Regions from separate parts of the Homo sapiens genome. Here region 1 is linked to region 2. The links are chromatin contacts, found by Hi-C or POLR2A ChIA-PET in ENCODE. All regions are on one chromosome and are shown on one strand. Each heading gives the region's core, a stretch centred on a gene start or an enhancer-like site at or near the end of the contact. The rest is flanking DNA. Distances are from core to core; before and after follow the strand shown. Region 1 overlaps GNL2 (G protein nucleolar 2). Region 2 holds the start of YRDC (yrdC N6-threonylcarbamoyltransferase domain containing).

Region 1 (4,651 bases), core at 1,677-4,176, 230 kb after region 2:
TGACTGGGACCCAAATTTTTTGTTGGGAGGACATCCTGTAGATACCAGTGTCTGTAGGTCTTTTTTCTTGGGCTTGTGAGTTTCCCCAGAAGAGAATCTTTCAATCTCTAGCTCTAGGGGTATAGAATCCTGGCTGCTAGAGTTCTGGGAACTCAGTGGGAATAGTAGACTGGGCATCTCACTATTGAATACTTAGATTTTCAATTAATCATTCTGGGAATACTGTTATTATCTCTAAATCCAGGATCCCTTTCAAGTCTGAAGATTACAGATACTTTCAAACATGTGACATTTCAAAAAATCCAAAAGCCACTTTCATAGGCCCTGGATTTCTTTGAGAGTAGAGAAGTTGTGTGCCCACCCTGAATGAGGGAGGGGATGGAGAAGTGTGGCTGCTTTGGCAGACTATCTGCTGGTCCTTGTTTTCAGCCCTATCTTAAGAGGGATCTACCACCAATTCCCAGTGATTCCCAATGAATCTCTGTGATTCATTGTCATTATTATTGCTGGATCTTTAGTTTTTCTATCTTTACAACCACTTAGCTTTTATATTTTGTAATGGGCCAAGTTTGATACTACTTTTAAGCATCTAGTATTTTGTTTAACATCACTTTAGTTTTTGTTGTCTCATCTCCATCTCATTCTCTGGTTCAGTATGTTTGGTTCTATTGGTTTAAAAGTGTTAATGTCCACTGCTGTCATTCTAGTGGAGTTGGTGAGGGAACGGGGTTAGCATGTATGTTCAGTCCACCATCTTTAATCGGAAGCCTCCATTCGTTTGTAGGCCCTCTTCTTGATAGCAAGCTCTGCCTTTTTGAGACTTTCACCCTGTAGTCGTAACTTTCAAGGTTGCTTTTTTTCTTTTGTTATTTATTTTTGGCAGTGGAAATGCAGATGTATTATGCAAAGAAAAGGGGGGGTGAGTTGTGGGATTGTCCAGTTGATGAACCTGTTCATATTCTTTTTCCCGAAGATGTTTTATCAATAGATGGCATTGTTCTAAATCAGTGACTAACAAGCTGTTTTTCTTCTTTTGTTTCTTTTTTTTTTTTTTGAGACTGGAGTCTCTGTCACCCAGGCTATAGTGCAGTGCATGATCTTGGTTCCCTGCAACTTCGGCCTCCCAGGTTCAAGCGATTCTCCTGCCTCAGCCTCCCAAGTAGCTGGGATTACAGGCTTGCGCCACCATGCCTGGCTAATTTTTGTATTTTTAGTAGAGACAGGGTTTCATCATGTTGGCCAGGCTGGTCTCGAACCCCTGACCTCAGGTGATCCGCTCTCCTTGGCCTCCCAAAGTGCTGGGATTACAGGCGTGAGCCACTGTGCCGAGCCTTCTTTTATTTCTTGACCTACATACTTTTAACCTTAACACATACAAGGATAATTTCACTTGCATGACTGAGGAAATGACTCACCTCTGATTTATTAATAAGCATATGTATCCAGCTTACTCAGATTATGTAGGTGGTGTGTATCTAGGCTTCAGATCAAGTTGTATCAACAGTTTTGCACTGTATTCTTGATATTAACAAAGTAATACAACCTACTTGTCCAAAGGGATATATATGACTGCATGTATGTGCTGTGTATTCTCTCTTTGAACAGTTGCACACTGACAAGAAACAGATCAGTGTTGGGTTCATTGGCTATCCAAATGTTGGCAAGAGCTCTGTGATAAATACATTGCGTTCTAAGAAAGTTTGCAACGTGGCTCCCATTGCAGGTGAAACAAAGGTACGTTGGGCGCAGGGTGACCTTACTTTTGCATATTTTCTTTTCATAGAGAGTGATTGTTTAGGACTTGTTGATTTCTCTCTGCTTCTCTTGAATGCAGACCACCACTAGGAGTTTAGCTCACCATATAATAGTTTGGAACGTATCAGAGTTGTTTCTGCCCACTTTGATAAGACTGAGAGTATTTTATATGCCCCCGTGTGGCTTTGGCCTGTGTTAGTTAATGTGATTCATATTTAGATCTGTTTTAAATTATCACTCCAGCCTTTTATTTTGATAAACAAAACTAACCCAAGAATATTTGATGCCTGGGTTAAGAAGCCTCAAACTTAAGGTAGGTTCTGAAAGTTGGGGGTCATATCCTAGAACACATAGTGGGGAACAGCATGGTTTTGCTTAAAGGCAATGAGGTCAAGCAGTACTAAGCTCTCAAGAGTACTTCTAAAACTCAGGAAAGGTTCACCGGGTATAATTGCACAATACGAGATGGAAATCCTGTCTCTGTGTTGTTTTTAGACTCTTAGCTGATGGAAACTATAGTTTACACTTAGTGGAAGTATCTTGTGCACGGCACAGATGAGAGAGTTAGTAGCTTAATTACTTAGCGCGTTGCTTTTCTTTGACTCACCCCTTCCTCCTTTCCAGCTTCATACATGAGCATCAGGGGTTTGTGAAATTAGACTCTTAGTGTTTGATACAGGACATCTCTGACTTTTTTCTGACTTCAGGTCTGGCAGTATATTACTTTGATGCGTCGGATATTCCTGATTGACTGTCCAGGTGTGGTTTACCCCTCTGAGGACTCCGAGACAGACATTGTGCTAAAAGGAGTTGTGAGTATTTGGCCCTGATAGGCTGTTTGTGTTTGCGGGGGAGTGTTCTATAGGGAACCCTGGATACCTTTCCTTTTTACTTATTAAGAAGGCAGTTTGGGGTCAGCCTGTCTGACCAAACTTTAGGAACATGATGCTGAACAGCAGCCTCTCAGCATAAGCTGTTTGAGGAATTAGTGGAACCATGGGCATATCTGGTCAATATCATCCCACAAAAGAGTTTGTAGTTTACACACAGGATCCAAAGGGAAGCAGGGCCTGTTTATGCTTAGCGATAATTCGTCTTCGTGGGTTTATGGGTTGAGTCATTTTGGAACCCAGTCATTTCCTCACTTGTTTCTGAATACGACTGAAAAACTGTAAATGGTTCCACTTAACCTTGACCATGCTTCTGGCTATACATCCTGTACACATTCCTCCTCTCCTTTCTTAAACTATTCCATTATTTTTGTGTCCTGGGATGGGCAGGCTTTTAACCATTTCTGCAAGTGAGTAACATGAAGCATTCCAAGTTTAAACTGTGGCAGCCACACAGTTAGTTTGTGGTGAGTGGGGATTAAAGCTGAGTTCTGGGCTCCGTGGCTATGGTCAGCTTTCAGCAGTGCTCCTTGCAGCTGACCATGTCTAGCCCCGTCAGAGACAGGCTCCTGCCAATCTCCACGAGCTTTGTGATGTTGAAGTCTATTTTCAAATAGTGCTGCAAAGGACACTGGGAACTTCACTGCTTCCACAACAAAGTTTGTAAGTGAGAGATTTCCTATTAACATTTAGGTTCAAGTAGAAAAAATTAAGAGTCCTGAAGACCACATTGGTGCTGTACTTGAACGAGCAAAGCCAGAATATATCAGCAAAACATACAAGATTGATTCTTGGGAGAATGCTGAGGACTTTCTTGAGAAGCTCGCTTTCCGGACTGGGAAGTTACTAAAGGTGACCCGGCGTTTGTGAGAATTTAGACTGATACTTGTCACAAGCATGTATGTATATGATATGGGCCTTTTTTTGGTATGCATGTATGAGCAGTGTGAAACTTGTCACTTAAGTGATGATGAACCCCTGGGACAACTGAAATACCCCCAAAGTGGTAGGTGGTTTTGGTCCTTTGAATTTAATTGGGAATCTCTTTGTGACCTTTCAGGGTGGAGAGCCCGACTTGCAGACTGTGGGTAAGATGGTCCTCAATGACTGGCAGAGGGGCCGGATTCCTTTCTTTGTCAAGCCACCCAATGCAGAGCCACTTGTGGCCCCCCAGGTAAGAGCAGGGTGGGCCCACCTCTGGGGAGCATGGGTCCTGACCTAGATTTGGTGTAGCTTGTGATTGTCTCTCTTCATAGAGCGTGTATTCATTCAGCTGCGGTGTCTCTCATTTTATTATTTTTTTAAATATATAAAAATATTTTTGGGGCCGGGCATGGGTGGCTCACGCCTGTAATCCCAGCACTTTGGGAGGCCGAGGTAGGTGGATCACAAGGTCAGGAGTTCAAGACCAGCCTGACCAATATGGTGAAACCCTGTCTCTACTAAAAATACAAAAATTAACCTAGCATGATGGCACGCTCCTGTAGTCCCAGCTACTCGGGAGGCTGAGGCAAGAGAATTGCTTGAACCCAGGAGACAAGTTGCAGTGAGCCGAGATCGTGCCACTGCACTCTAGCCTGGGCAATAGAGGGAGACTCCATCTCAAAAAAATAAAAAAAAATTTTTTTGAGGGTGAAGCACTGTTGGGAGCCACTGCTGGCCCATGGCGATCACTCCACCCTCTCTCATTCTAGAGTGCCAGTGCCATGGCCTTGCTAGGGGGTGCATTTGGAGACTAATAAGTAGACATATGAGAGAAGACCAAACTTAGATACTAGCCTTTAGGGCCTTGGAAAAAGAGGGCTCATTAAATGTAAGTGATCTTCTGGTACCTGTATCTTTTCTTATGCTTACGAAACAGAATCATTGCTAAGATAACATTTGTTTAACAAACATTTATTAGCATCGACTATGTGCCAGGCACAGGGAATATAGGAACGAAAAACAGCCCTGGCCCTCAAAAAACCTGTGATCCAGTGGGAAAGGAGAGTGGTACTACTGATAGT
Region 2 (5,109 bases), core at 877-3,376:
GCCAAAAATTGGGTGATAATGTAGTGTCACTTTCTCAGCTCAATGCAGTTTCTACTTTTTCTTATGGGAAAATTTTTCATAAAACCTTTTTGCACCAAAACCCAGGGGTGTTTTTTGCAATATCCTTGTTATCCTCGTAGTGTGCCAAGTCAGAGGCTTTCTCTTGCCCTTTTCCTGCTGTGTTCTCAGGCCTCCCAAGGGCTATTTGACTCAACAGTCTACATCCTTCGTTGTGTTTTGGAGAATGTGGGGGTGGGGGTCAGAGTTCAAGGTGTCTGTTCCCTTTTCCTGTGAACTCTTTCTAGTCCCTATTTGGGGAGGGTGGCTGGAAACAGATTTTTGCTGAATTTCTGGCTCAGATCTTCTAGCCAGGAAAGGCAAGAGCCCCCAAGAGCCCTTTTTTTTGACATACACTAATCATTGGCCGGGGTCTTGGTGACAACTTTTAAAATCCCAAATAGTTTTATTTGGATTATGTAAAAGTAAGTGTGAAACATGGGAACAACGGACTTCCACTGAGCGATGTGAAAACGTTACAGGTTCAGTACTTCCAAAGGAAGAAACCTCCAAACCCAAAAAAGAATAAATATGAATTTGTATTTTTGAAGAATGTGAAATAATGGTGTTTGCTTAATTGCTCATTTTGTATAAACTTAATATTGTACTTTAAAATATCTGCTAAAAAGTGAAAATTTAACTTTTTGGAATTGAAAAAGCAATATTAAATACTAATGAAATCCTAATTAAATGCTTATTTAAATCTGGTAGTATCTGTGGCATTTCTTACCAACCCTGCCCATAGTTGACATTTTTCCACCACTCCCCCCTTCCCAGCCATCAGTCTTGGAGAGGGGACAGAAAGGAAACGTCGGTCACCAGGAGAGTCTGCAGGTTTCCTTTTAATCAAGGCTCTACTGAAGGTGTTTTGTGGGGCTAAAAGCCCCCAAAACATGAAATGGACATGTAACACCACCTGGATCCCCCATAGCAGGCCAGACCACTCTGGCGAGCACTGCTGGTCTGCCCAAATCTGGGTAATCAGACTGGGTATTCATTGGCTGCATTTCAAAGCACAGCACTGCTTTCAGCCAGGATGAAGTGGGAGTGAACCCAGCTGCTAGCAGAGCTGCCACTCCAGGCTGAGAGCCAAGTACCAGCCACTGCCAGTGAAGACTGGCCCCTTTACTGAAGGGAGTTGTTCAGAGTCCAGCCACCGGCCCTGGGGAGGGAGAGAAGTCAGGGTATTCTGCTCGGGGATGGTCAGGGCTCCGCAGCTCCATCGCCAGCATCCTTTGGAAAGCCGCCTCTGGCGGAGACAGCCGGCTGGGGGGGCGCTCCAGGTTTGGCTGAGACGTTCTAGTTGGAACAGAAAGGAAAAAAGTGAGGCTGGGAGGCAAGGCCTTGGATTAGGCCCCACAAGGATGTGGCCATTTGGCATTTGGATAGTATTAACTTTTTCGAAACCTCTCACCAGATCAAAGGAGGTTAGGGATAAAGCGGCGGAGACATACTTCCCCCCTCCAGGGTAAGCTAGGGCTTGGCCAGCCTAGCCAGTGGGCAGACCCCACCCCACCCCAGCCCAGCCCAGGGTGGGCACTAACCCCGCCACCAGCCGGCTCCGGGCGCCGGCGGCCCAGCTGCCGTAACATCTCCTCGCAGGCTGCGATGGTGTCCAGGAGCTGCCGCTGCCGCTGCTCCACCGCGTCCAGCAGCTGCTGGGCGCGCTCCTCCCGGGGCGGCTGTGGGGGTGGCCTCCCGCCGAGCCCCAGCCCCGCCTTCCCGCGGTCCACGCCGGCAGCCTCCCTGCCCGGGAGAGAGCGAGAGACAGACGGTCAGGGCCGGCGCTTGCGCGGGGCCAAGCCCCTTCCTCCCGCCCCGACGGGCCCCCTCTCACCCCCGTGACCAGTCTGAGCCCGGGCCCCATTCCATCTCCGCTTGCGCGGCCCGACCACCGCCCCCCTTTCGGCCGCCCCCCTCCCCAGCGCTGCGTTAGGGCTTCGCAAGGCTGCGCCCCGCCCCGTCCCCACCGGTCTCCTTCAATCCTCCTGGGGGTCGTGGTCCCTTTAAGCTGCCCGGCGCAGAGGCGGGGCCGAGTCTCCTGGACCGGAAGCTGGCTGGGAGCGTCACTTCCTCCCGGAAGCGGGCCTGGGCGGATGTCTCCGGCGCGTCGGTGCAGGGGGATGAGGGCCGCGGTGGCTGCCAGCGTGGGGTTGAGCGAGGGGCCTGCTGGCTCCCGGAGCGGTCGCCTCTTCCGCCCGCCGAGTCCCGCTCCGGCGGCCCCCGGCGCCCGGCTGTTGCGGCTCCCGGGGAGCGGGGCCGTGCAGGCCGCGAGCCCGGAGCGCGCCGGCTGGACCGAGGCGCTGCGGGCCGCCGTGGCCGAGCTGCGCGCCGGCGCCGTGGTGGCCGTCCCCACCGATACGCTGTACGGCCTGGCCTGCGCGGCGAGCTGCTCGGCGGCTCTGCGCGCTGTGTACCGCCTCAAGGGTCGCAGCGAGGCCAAGCCTCTGGCCGTATGCCTCGGCCGCGTGGCCGACGTCTACAGGTAAGGCCGCCCCGACCCGGCCCCGCTAGGGGCGGCACCGCGGGAGGGGTTTCCGGTGACAGGCTTGGGAGACTGAGGCGCAGAGAGCGGGAGGGGCTTGTCCAGGCTCACCAAGGAATCCGGAACTGGAAATATGTACCGAGGACTTAACGTGCCCCGGGCCCTGAACTACATGCTGCTGGGAAGCAGCAACACACGAGAAAGGCAGGGACCCTGTTCCCTTGGCGTATTTGTGCTAATTGGGGAGGCCCCCGGGAAAAAAGCAAACAAACACAGTAGCTTAATTTAATAGCGAATGCCTTGAAGAAAATAAAACGTGGAGCTTGATCCCACTATCATGATATCACAGCGGTGCAGCTGTTGTAGTCCCTGAGACCAGAGGCACATGGGCGTCAAGCCAGGGGTGCGCCTCTGGAGCCCTGCTTTCTGCTCAAGCTCTTAGGGAGGTGAAGCAGGGAGACAGGCGGCTCCCATTGTAAACTCGAAGGATTCCTTTTCTACGTCTGCCTAGAGTCTAGGAAAGGACCACCAGTGGCCCTTCAATTTTGAATGGATTTATTCTTCTGTGTTTCCCAGATACTGCCGTGTGAGAGTACCTGAGGGGCTCCTGAAAGACCTACTGCCAGGACCAGTGACCCTGGTGATGGAACGCTCGGAGGAGCTCAACAAGGACCTAAACCCTTTTACGCCTGTGAGTCAAGTTTTCTCTTGTGTCCCCAGACTCCAGGCCACTTGGCTTTCACTAGGATCCAGATAAGACTTACCCTCTTATCCCTTCCAACCTTTCTCATGATCCCTTTCCCCTTGCCTTACAGCTTGTAGGCATTCGGATTCCTGATCATGCTTTTATGCAAGACTTGGCTCAGATGTTTGAGGGTCCGCTTGCTCTCACTAGTGCCAACCTCAGCTCCCAGGCCAGTTCTCTGAATGTCGAGGTGAGTTTACCCAGTCCTTCCCCTGGAAATGTCACCAGCGCACATACTGTTTTCTGTGAATCAGTGGCATTGATAGTACACTGGGATGGCCAGGCATGAGAGTTCTTGGGCCAACAGTGGGAAGGTTGCCCAGCTGGCAGGGAGGTGGTGGGGGGCAATATAAATTAAAAAAATTTGAAAGATTTTATCTCAAAGTCTGAAAAGCCAGGGGGAGAATTGGTCTTTTCTTCAGTCTTTATAATAATAGGAAAGATTATAAGAACAATGTCTTCCTGTTTTTCTGGAGATAACAGTTTCTGGAGAACACAGTTAGGCTATAAATCTTCACGACAGTGCTGTAAAGAAAGATGAAGAAGGCCAAGGGCAGTGGCTCATGCCTGTGACCCCAGCACTTTGGGAGGCCCAAGCAGGTGGATCATGTGAGGTCAGGAGTTTGAGACCAGCCTGGCTAACATGGCAAAACTCCATCTCTAATAAAAAATACAAAGATTAGCCAGACATGGTGGCGCATGCCTGTAATCCCAGCTACTTGGGAGGCTGAGGCAGGAGAATCACTTGAACCTGGGAGGCAGAGGTTACAGTGAGCTCAGATTGTGCCACTGTACTCCAGGCAGGGCTCTAGAGCGAGACTCTGTCTCTTAAAAAAAAAAAAAAAGATGAAGTTTAGCCTCCAGAAAGTTAAATCACTTGTTCCAGGTCACACAGCCATTAAGTGACTGACTCAGATTTTTAACCAGTTTTTGATTCTCGCCCCTGTTCTCTTATCTCTGCCACAAGCCAGATCAAAGAAAGGATCATCCTAATCCTTTCTTGGCTACATAGATTAGAACAAAGGAGGACACATAGAAATTTCGTTTTTTTTCTTATTACTAAGATGTAAAACGTAGTAATAAGCTACATTGTGTCCCCAGACTCGGCCAGACACATAGTATCACACATAGTATCCAGCATCAGGCCTTGGGCCTTCCTTGGGCTTATTACATCCAGCTAATAAGCCTGGATAGAGTAACTTGCGTGCAGTCACATAGAGATACGATGGAAAGTCCAGAGTTAGAGCCCGTATCCCTGCTCAGAACTCCATTCGATGGGTTTTCCATTCCCAGACCTAGAGTGGGGCTCAGGGTTCTTAGAAAGTGAGAGTTCAGCATCCCTTCCCATTCTCAGAGTGCAGGTTTGACTTGGTCCTGGTGGCTGTACCCCAGGAGCAAGAATCGGGATGTGGCACAGGGAGGGGAGGTTTTTACCTTGTCAGCAATCATTTGACCTGTCCAACACAGTAACTGGTATTTATGATTTCCTGTCCCAGATTTCCAGGCCTAACTGCCACTGCAGTGTCTTCCTTGGGGGGTTGGGGAAGCTCTAGCTCAGTTAACAATTCAGTCCACTGCTCTAGGGGGAGTATCCTTCTCATAGCCCAAAGACTGAGTGCTGGTGGCATGCAGAATCTACCATGTTCTACTCTTCCTACCCTGATCAGAGTCGCAGTGAGATCCAGGAGCATAGTTCTAGAGCTAGAAGGAGCTGGAATCACTTGTTCCAGGTTACGCAGCCATTAAGTGACCAGATTTTTACCTAGTTTTTTTTTGTTTTGTTTTGTTTGAGACAGTCTCACTCTCTTGCCCAGGCTGGAGT

What was found. A loop is a pair of places that touch in the nucleus more often than their neighbours do. ChIA-PET counts read pairs that join two places held with the same protein, here RNA polymerase II (POLR2A). Pooled maps may share reads with other maps.
Region 1: a pooled map shows a loop between it and region 2 (6-fold over the local background). The contact joins the enhancer-like site here to the promoter of YRDC in region 2. A Hi-C loop is called at or near these places in 1 of 50 pooled maps. POLR2A ChIA-PET finds 5 or more read pairs at or near these places in 5 of 52 experiments (BJ, H1, HCT116 and 2 more).

Annotation. Positions count from the first base shown.
Region 1 is chr1:37,573,511-37,578,161 of GRCh38, reverse strand. It overlaps GNL2 (G protein nucleolar 2), which reads left to right. Exons shown (of 16, transcript NM_013285.3): 9 at 1,606-1,734; 10 at 2,463-2,567; 11 at 3,339-3,497; 12 at 3,706-3,819. Among named protein-coding and RNA genes, the nearest start is that of DNALI1, 19 kb to the right of the region's middle. RefSeq lists an enhancer at 833-2,032. Within about 2 kb of position 2,926, at least 2 of the 41 ENCODE cell types and tissues checked have a DNase peak (open chromatin) inside an H3K27ac peak, as active enhancers do.
Region 2 is chr1:37,805,225-37,810,333 of GRCh38, reverse strand. YRDC (yrdC N6-threonylcarbamoyltransferase domain containing) reads left to right here and starts at 2,126. Exons shown (of 5, transcript NM_024640.4): 1 at 2,126-2,542; 2 at 3,119-3,233; 3 at 3,358-3,477. The coding sequence starts at 2,154. C1orf122 (chromosome 1 open reading frame 122) reads right to left here and starts at 2,544. Exons shown (of 3, transcript NM_198446.3): 1 at 1,895-2,544; 2 at 1,602-1,803; 3 at 880-1,356. The coding sequence starts at 1,929. The coding sequence ends at 1,261. It overlaps MTF1 (metal regulatory transcription factor 1), which reads left to right. Exons shown (of 11, transcript NM_005955.3): 11 at 1-760. RefSeq lists silencers at 1,487-2,036, 2,217-2,476.